3 separate regions of the Homo sapiens genome follow, and all the other regions are linked to region 1. Evidence: chromatin contacts called from ENCODE Hi-C or POLR2A ChIA-PET data. All regions are on one chromosome and are shown on one strand. Each heading gives the region's core, a stretch centred on a gene start or an enhancer-like site at or near the end of the contact. The rest is flanking DNA. Distances are from core to core; before and after follow the strand shown. Region 1 overlaps CDH1 (cadherin 1). Region 2 has its middle 4.4 kb from the start of DPEP3. Region 3 overlaps CYB5B (cytochrome b5 type B).

What was found. A loop is a pair of places that touch in the nucleus more often than their neighbours do. ChIA-PET counts read pairs that join two places held with the same protein, here RNA polymerase II (POLR2A). Pooled maps may share reads with other maps.
Region 2: a pooled map shows a loop between it and region 1 (2.8-fold over the local background). The contact joins two enhancer-like sites. A Hi-C loop is called at or near these places in 1 of 37 single-sample maps with no recorded cell type and 2 of 50 pooled maps. POLR2A ChIA-PET finds 5 or more read pairs at or near these places in 1 of 52 experiments (OCI-LY7).
Region 3: a loop to region 1 is called in a map with no recorded cell type, with 9 times the contacts of the local background. The contact joins two enhancer-like sites. A Hi-C loop is called at or near these places in 8 of 37 single-sample maps with no recorded cell type and 4 of 50 pooled maps. POLR2A ChIA-PET finds 5 or more read pairs at or near these places in 1 of 52 experiments (GM10248).

What each region holds. Positions count from the first base shown.
Region 1 is chr16:68,755,598-68,758,259 of GRCh38, reverse strand. All of the region lies in intron 2 of CDH1 (cadherin 1), which reads right to left. Among named protein-coding and RNA genes, the nearest start is that of CDH1, 20 kb to the right of the region's middle. RefSeq lists enhancers at 766-815, 860-1,004, 1,496-1,595, 1,589-1,733 and cis regulatory regions at 932, 1,661. Within about 2 kb of position 1,364, at least 16 of the 41 ENCODE cell types and tissues checked have a DNase peak (open chromatin) inside an H3K27ac peak, as active enhancers do; they include OCI-LY7, where a contact is called at or near this core.
Region 2 is chr16:67,983,618-67,986,279 of GRCh38, reverse strand. No RefSeq gene overlaps it. Among named protein-coding and RNA genes, the nearest start is that of DPEP3, 4.4 kb to the right of the region's middle. RefSeq lists silencers at 1,060-1,354, 1,477-1,576. Within about 2 kb of position 1,324, at least 8 of the 41 ENCODE cell types and tissues checked have a DNase peak (open chromatin) inside an H3K27ac peak, as active enhancers do; they include OCI-LY7, where a contact is called at or near this core.
Region 3 is chr16:69,463,840-69,466,501 of GRCh38, reverse strand. CYB5B (cytochrome b5 type B) reads right to left here. Exons shown (of 5, transcript NM_030579.3): 5 at 238-2,662. Among named protein-coding and RNA genes, the nearest start is that of CYB5B, 41 kb to the right of the region's middle. Within about 2 kb of position 1,366, at least 5 of the 41 ENCODE cell types and tissues checked have a DNase peak (open chromatin) inside an H3K27ac peak, as active enhancers do.

The DNA.
Region 1 (2,662 bases), core at 115-2,614:
GGGTCTCTCTCTCTCTCTCTCTCTCAAAAAAAAAAAAAAAAAAAAAAAAAAAGAAATAAAAAGAAGCCTACCCTAGGCAAAATGGGGTGGGGTTGGGATAGAGGGGAGGGACACAAAAAAATTTGAAAAAAAAGAAAGAAACTTGCAGGCCAGTGCAGCAACTCACATCCGTAATCCCAGCACTTTGGGAGGCTGAGGCGGGCAGATGGCTTGAGCTCAGGAGTTCAAAACCAGCCTGGGCAACATGGCAAAACCTCGTCTCTACAAAAAATACAAAAAAAAAAAAAAAAAAGATTAGCCTGGAGTGGTGGCATGCACCTGTAGTCCCAGCTACTTGGGAGGCTGAGGTGGGAGGATGGGGATGACTTGAGCCCAGGAGGCAGAGGTTGCAGTGAGCCAAAATTGTACCACTCCACTCCAGCCTGGGTGACAGAAAAAGGCCCTGTCTCAAAAAAAAGAAAGAAAGAAAGGAAGGAAGGAAGGAAGGAAGGAGAGAGAGAGAAAGAAAAAGAGAGAGAGAAAGAAAGAAAGAGAAAGAAACTTGCCCAAAATCACAGGAAAAGTAAGGGTCCAGTTGGGATTGGAATCCAGGCAATCCTGCTGCATTCCACCCTCCCAGTTCATCTTCTCTAAGAGAAGCTCATAGGCTAAAAGAGAAATAAATGCTGAAGAGTCAAATCTCTGTCAAAACCAGAAATGAAACCTCACATCTGGCAAGTAAAATGTGGTTTCCTAGGTTCAACAGCTTCCCAGGTATTTAAACACTCCCATGGTGGAAGTGAGAGGATTAGCAGAAAGAAGAATGAAAAATCATAACCAAATTACAAAGCCCAAAGAAAAATAAGTACAACTTACAGGAAGTTTCAAAATCAAAAACTCAGCTGGTTGCCATGGCTCACACCTGTAATCCCAGCACTTTGGGAGGCCAAGGTGGGCGGATCACTTGAGGTCAGGACCAGCCTGGCCAACATGGTGAAACCCTGTCTCTACTAAAAATACAAAAATTAGCCGGGCATGGTGGCGCTGGCCTATAATCCCAGCTACTCGGGAGGCTGAGGAAGGAGAATAGCTTGAACCTGGGAGGTGGAGGTTGCAGTGAGCTGAGACTCCAACACTGCGCTCCAGCCTGGGTGACAGAGCAAGACTCTGTCTCAAAACAAAACAAAACAAAAATCAGAGACTCAAAATACAGCTCTGAAACATCCAAAAACCTCAAGGAGTAGAAGAGGGCTTTGTTTTGTTTTGTTTTTTGTTTTTGAGAGAGCGTCTCGCTCTGTCACCCAAGCTGGAGTGCAGTGGTGCAAAACGCAGCTCACTGCAGCCTTAACCTCCTGGACTCAAGGGATCTACCTGCCTCAGCCTCCCATGAAGCTGGGATCACAGGCACACGCCACCATGCCTGGGTAATTGTTTTTGTATGTAGAGACAGGGTTTCCCTTTGTTGCCCAATCTGGTCTCCAACTTCTGGGCTCAAGCAATCCTCCCACTTTGGCCTCCCGAAGTGCTGGATTACAGGCATGAGCTACCGCACCCGGCCTCTTTTTAAATGCAGACTTGAGACAAGAAGGCAAAAGTTACAAGAAATACAACCACAAATTCTATTTTCTCCAGAAAATTTAGTCATGATTACAAGCCTGGGAGTTAGGTGGTAATGAAACCAGCCACATGAACGTCACCAAGCAGCTGTTATTTCTCCAAAACCTTTTAGCACGAAGCTAACAGAGACGAGATCTAGGGCTAGTATCTCCTGGGACTTATGAGTAAGAGCCGGCACCTAGAGTACCTGTCACTATAGAGGGTGATGTCACCGCTGATTCAACCTGATATTGAAAAACCTTACCAGGAGAGGCCTCTCAATGTCGGTGACTCAGGGCCCCACCCCACCTGTTCATAAAGTAAGTGCCCAGGTGTTTGCCTCACTGCTTATTCAAGGGATGATGTTTTCCAATAGGAAAGCCACAACTCTCCCCACCAACAAGTTGGTCATCTTGTTCCCTTTTTCAAACACTCCCACATAGTTGTGGTGAAGAATTTGTTGGGGAGGAAGCCTCGTACTGAAGGTGAGATTCCAAAGTAAGTACCAGGTCCTAGGAACACTCGTATACATGCACAAAAAAAAAAAAAAAATATGCCCTAAATGATGCCTGTTTAGAAAATATCATCCCTCTGCAGGAAGAATCTTTAGAAAACTCGGCTAGGCACAGTGGCTCATTCATGCCTGTAATCCCAGCACTTTGGGAGGCCGAGGAGGGCTTATCACCTAAGGTCAGGAGTTGGAGACCAGCCTGGCCAACATGGTGAAACCCCGTCTCTACGAAAAATACAAAAAGTAGCCAGGTGTGGTGGCACATGCCTGTAATCCCAGCTACACCGGAGGCTGAGGTGGGAGAATCGCTTGAACCCGGGAGGCAGAGGTTGCAATGAGCCGAGATCAGGCCACTGCACTCTAGCCTGGGCAACAAGAGCAAGACTCTGTCTCAAAAAAAAAAAAAAAAAAAATTTAGAAAACTCTGCTGGAGCAATATTCCTCTTGGGCAACATGCTGAGGGGTGGGGAGTGGCTTGGAATGAGCATTATTTCCTGGTTTGAATCTGATACCCTTTAAAGGAGATGTTCCTAAAGTGGCAGGTCAAAAGAGAAAGATAAATAAATAAAAAATGAA
Region 2 (2,662 bases), core at 75-2,574, 770 kb after region 1:
CAGGCTGGTCTCGAACTCCTGGACTAAAGCAATCCTCCCACCTTGGCCTCCCAAAGTGCTAGGATTACAGGAGTAAGCCACTGTGCCCAGATGGAGTAGGGTAACTTTGATTTACCTAGCCAACCATAAGCAAACATTTTAAACTGTGCTTATGTATTATTTTGATAACATTTAAAAAATTAATTGTAACTTCATGCCCTGTCCTTTTCACATGTCTAATGTAGGAAATAGGGAGTCCTCTGAACCTCTTCCAGTTCTGGGGGCTGCCCATTAAAATAATACTTTTTTTATTTTTCCTGAGACAGGGTCTCTGTCACCGCTGGAGTGCAGTGGCACAATCATGCCTCACTGCAGCCTCAACCCCCTGGGCTCAAGTGATCCTCCCCACTCTGTTTCCTGAGTAGCTGGGACCATAGGCGCGCACCACCATGTCCAGCTAATTTTTGTATTTTTTGTAGATACGAGGTTTCACCATGTTGCCCAGGCTGGTCTCAAACTGCCAGACTCAAGTGATCCACCCACCTTGCCCTCCCAAAGTGCTGGGATTACAGGCGTGTGCCACTATGCCCAGCAAAACAATTTAAAATAATAGGCTGAGAGCGGTGGTTCACACCTGTAATCCCAGCACTTTGGGAGGCCGAGGCGGGCGGATCACAAGGTCAGAAGATCGAGACCATCCTGGCTAGCACGGTGAAACCCCATCTCTACTAAAGACGCAAAACATTAGCCGGCTGTGGTGTCACGCGCCTGTGGTCCCAGCTACTTGGGAGACTGAGGCAGGAAAATCACTTGAACCCAGGAAGCAAAGGTTGCAGTGAGCCGAGATCACGCCACTGCACTCCAGCCTGGGTGACAGAGTAGCACACAAAACAAAAAAAAAACACAAAACAAAACAAACCCAAAAACAACAAAACAAAACTAAGCTAAAATAATAATGATAATAATAATAATAATAATAATAATAATAATATAGGAAACAGGTGCACATGCAATGCTTCTGCACTTTTCTTAAACTATTAGCAAAGTTGCCATTCTTCATGTTGTTCCAAGTCACTTAAATAAAGACCTTCTGGGCAGGCCGGGGAGATTTATGGGAGACCAAAATAAACATGACCTTTCTCTGCCCTTCCTGAGAGAACCAAAGCTAGAAGCAGCTGGGTCACACTTGGCCATTAACCCCCAGGCATGAGGAGGAGCAGACAGCAACCAACAAGGGGAAGTGGTCGCCAGAGGCCAAGGCCCTTCTTGAGGTGCCCAGAAGGGGATGCCCACTTATCAGGGAGCCCAGGTGGAAAAACAAGAGACAGACACAGACGCAGAGGGAAGATAATTTAGATTCGGTCTGTGTCATTGGCCTTTCTCAGCAGCAACTGGCCCAGGAAGTTCAGATGCTACCCAGATTCAGGGTTTTTTTTGTTTTGTTTTGAGACGGAATTTCCTCTTGTTGCCCAGGCTGGAGTGCAGTGGCGCGATCTCAGCTCACTAGAACCTCTGCCTCCCAGGTTCAAGTGATTCTCCTGCCTCAGCCTCCCGAGTAGCTGGGATTACAGGCACCTGCCACCAGGACCAGCTAATTTTTTTTGTATTTTTAGTACAGACGGGGTTTCACTATGTTGGCCAGGCTGCTCTCGAACTCCTGACCTCGGGCGATCCACCCAACTTGGCCTCCCAAAGTGCTGGGAATACAGGCGTGAGCCACCATCCCCAGCGTTGTTTTTTTTTTTTTTTTGACAGGGTCTCACTCCCATTGCCCAGGCTGGAGTGCAGTGACACGATCTCAGCTCACTGCAGCCTCAACTTCCTGGCCTCAAGTGATTCTCCTACCTCAGCCTCTGGAGTAGCTGGGACCTCCGGTGCGCACCACCACGCCTGGCTAATACTTTGTATTTTTAGTAAAGACAGGATTTCACCATGTTGCCTAGGCTGGTCTCAAACTCCTGGACTCAAGCAATCTGCTTGCCTTGGCTTCCCAAAGTGCTGGGATTACAGACATGAGCCACTGCGCTGACCCAGATGCAGTTTTTGTTTGTTTTGAGACGGAGTCTTGCTCTGTTGCCCAGGCTGGAGTGCAATGCACTCGGCTCACTGCAACCTCCGCCTCCGAGGTTCAAGTGATTCTCCTGCCTCAGCCTCTTCAGTAGCTGGGATTACAGGCACACACCACCCTGCCCAGCTAATTTTTGTATTTTTAGTAGAGATGGGGTTTCACTGTGTTGGCCAAGCTTGTCTCAAACTCCTAGACTCAAGCAACCTGCCCGCCTCAGCCTCCCAAAGTGTTAGGATTATAGGGGTAAGCCACCGCATCCGGCCCCAGATGCAGTTTTGAGATCTATTTCCCCTGCACCAGGATTTTTTCAACAGGAAATGACGAGGAGCTGCTGGAAGCTAGCCTTGTATTGTCTTTAAGGAGGATTTCTGCCCCAGGTGAAATAACGTGTCAGACCAAGCCCCCTCATGCTCTCAGGACCAAGAGACCTAGTCTGATCTTGTCCCTCAACTCCATGCCTTAGAGAATCCACCTGTGCCTCCTCCACAACAGTTGTTGTAATGCCCAAACTAGACCTCTGCTGGGCTGTTAGCCAACCCTGGATCCCCTCTCCACTCCTCCATGCCCGATCCAGACCTTTGAAGCAAGGTTCAGCTACTGCTGTGGTGCCTCCCC
Region 3 (2,662 bases), core at 117-2,616, 710 kb before region 1:
TTGCATTTCACGATTATCAAATGAACGATTCACTTCACGAAAAGAACAGTGAGGAGAATCCTGGAGAACCACGGAACTCCCCACCACGTTATGCTAAACACACCATTAGCACAGACACGGGAGACTGTCATGCTTCTGAAATCCTTTTCTTCCAGAACACCTGAGGATTACAAAACCAACACTTCTACTTAAAAAACACCTTTTTAAATTAAAAATAATAAGTGTAGTCGGGGCAAGAAAAGGAAAACAGTGTCTTTATTGTGTGTAGTTCTAACAAACGTTCACTGTGTGCGCATTCCAGCAGAAAGAGACAAAGATCTTTGTTCAAAATATTCTGAAAAAGGTAAACTAACTGCATTATTGAATACACAAAAGGAATGTTACCGTTACTTGTTCATAGTCAAAGGTGAAGTTAAAAAAAAAGGGAAGTTAAATAACTGAAGTAATGGTTTGCCCAAATAGCAAACGTAGGATACAAGCGTGGGCAAAGAGCAGCTACTGAAGCTCATGAGGAGGATGCTGGATATAGGGTAGGTAACTTGACAAATGCCTCTGCTTCTTTGGAACCTTCTTCCTAGATCACCCCCACAAATTCCAAACCTGGCTCTTTCAGAGCACAACAGCCAAATGTAACTAAACTCCTCATTACTTCTGTGATATTTGGCAACAGAATAAGATAGTTTAAAAAAAAATCAATTTCTTGTTGAGACAAGACATGTCTGAATCCATTTCTCTTGGGGTAGGAGGAGGTAATGAACATTAACGTTCTGCATCTCAATCTCCTAAAATGGAATTTAACCAGATAGATATCGCTTGAGATTTTAAAGCAGGAGATACCATAAGTAATGATACTCCAGGCCTGTAAAGCATTTTTCATTGTCCCACATTGCAGCTAAATGAGTATAAACTCGACAGTGTTCTGATTTCACAACATATGCATTTATGACAACTGCTAAAACAACTTTACAGGCTCAAACGATAGGTTCCAAGGGATTTTTGTTTTTGCTTAAGCAGTCTTGAAGAGATCTAAACACAAGATAAACTTTGACCCCACCACTCTGTTATCTTTACAAATGCAGAAGTCATTTGGAAACCAAAACCAATTGCTGAGTAGGGGCTGAGGAATTTTGGTGTCATTTCAAACTAGACTCTACTGAGGCAGGTTTAAACCCTGGCTCTCAGGCCAGGGGCAGTGGTACCAACACCCTCTATTTCGGTAGCATGAAACTTCTCTCACCTCCTCCTTCGTGTCCAGCAGCCATGATGTGTACAGTACAGTTTGCAGCAGCAGCAGCAGCAGCAGCTAGTCTTCCTCAGGAATAAACAACCGAACACCCCAGAGACCAGCTCCAGGTGGCACTGTCAGCCAATGGGGACTGGCTCCACTTGCTCTCCAGAGGGTTTTTCACCAGCTACCCATGTCAAGACTGTTTTGTGAATTCAAGTCTACTTCCTAAAAAAAAGGTCCTTTTGGATGGATTTGGCTAGTGTGCTATACTACTTTATTGTATAGAAAAACCTCTGCAAACTCTCACACAAGATTTAGCTTTCACCTGGCTGTTTTTGTAGGCAACAAAATAACAGTAAATGGACCCCAAAGTGATTTTCCAGATACAAAGTGACATCACATCGGCAGTAGTTCAGAAGAAGCCCTGGGTACTGGGGGATTTCATGGGTGGAAGAGACAAAGTCTAATTATCTTTTCCTCTGGCTCTCAGCAAAAAACAAGTGCAGATGTAAACAGGAAAAGAAAACCAATGTGAAGTAGAAAAACATACCTTTTGCATTGGCATTTACCTTAAAAATAACAAAAACACCAATTTTACTTAAGATGGTAGTTCTTTAACATTTCTTATAAGCCAGATGTTTTTCATTCAATTTCGGACATTGCCAACACACTTTTACAACTGATTCAAGTTATCTTCAGGCTTGGCTTTAGTTTGAATGTTCCCTTTCAAGCTCCTCAATACTCCTCTGTTCTTTACTTTTACCCCAATGTACTCCAATAATCACGCAATTTATTTATTACAGGCAATCATATACCAATCCTTCCTTGCCTTTAAATAGAGAAGCATCAAGTCATACCACTTTTGTTAAATAATAACCAAAGTTTTTTTCAATATTGTCTTAAAAGTAGCATCTTATAATGCATACAAACATTTTTCTAAAGATAAAAGCTTTACTAAACCCATATCCCTGATAATAAAAGTCAGCCAGAAATCTCCTAAAATTACTCCCAAATATATCCAAGTGTGCAAGTACAAGGTTAATATTATTTTGATGAATTCTGTATTCATTCAACTGCTAAATCACAGGATACAAGACCTGGGTTGAACTTTTTCTTAAATAGTTTACATGGGCAGTCCCTGGTTTGCTGGGCAGTTTCCTGTCTCATCAAATCCCTGGCAAGCTGGGAGGGAGGGAGGAGATGCTGAGCAGCCTCTATGGTCCTTCTTGAACCAAGCTGCTCCCTGCTGGATATGACAATGGCTCAGAAGCAGACTAGCAATTCTCAAAGGACAGGGAGAAAAATCACCACAGTTGCTGGCAGAAAACAGCCAGTGTACTATTTATTTCCTCAAGTGCTTCCATGGGGGAAAAAATAAAAGTCTAATATGCCAGAGAAATCATCATTGAACCAATAAGACACAGTAACATAATT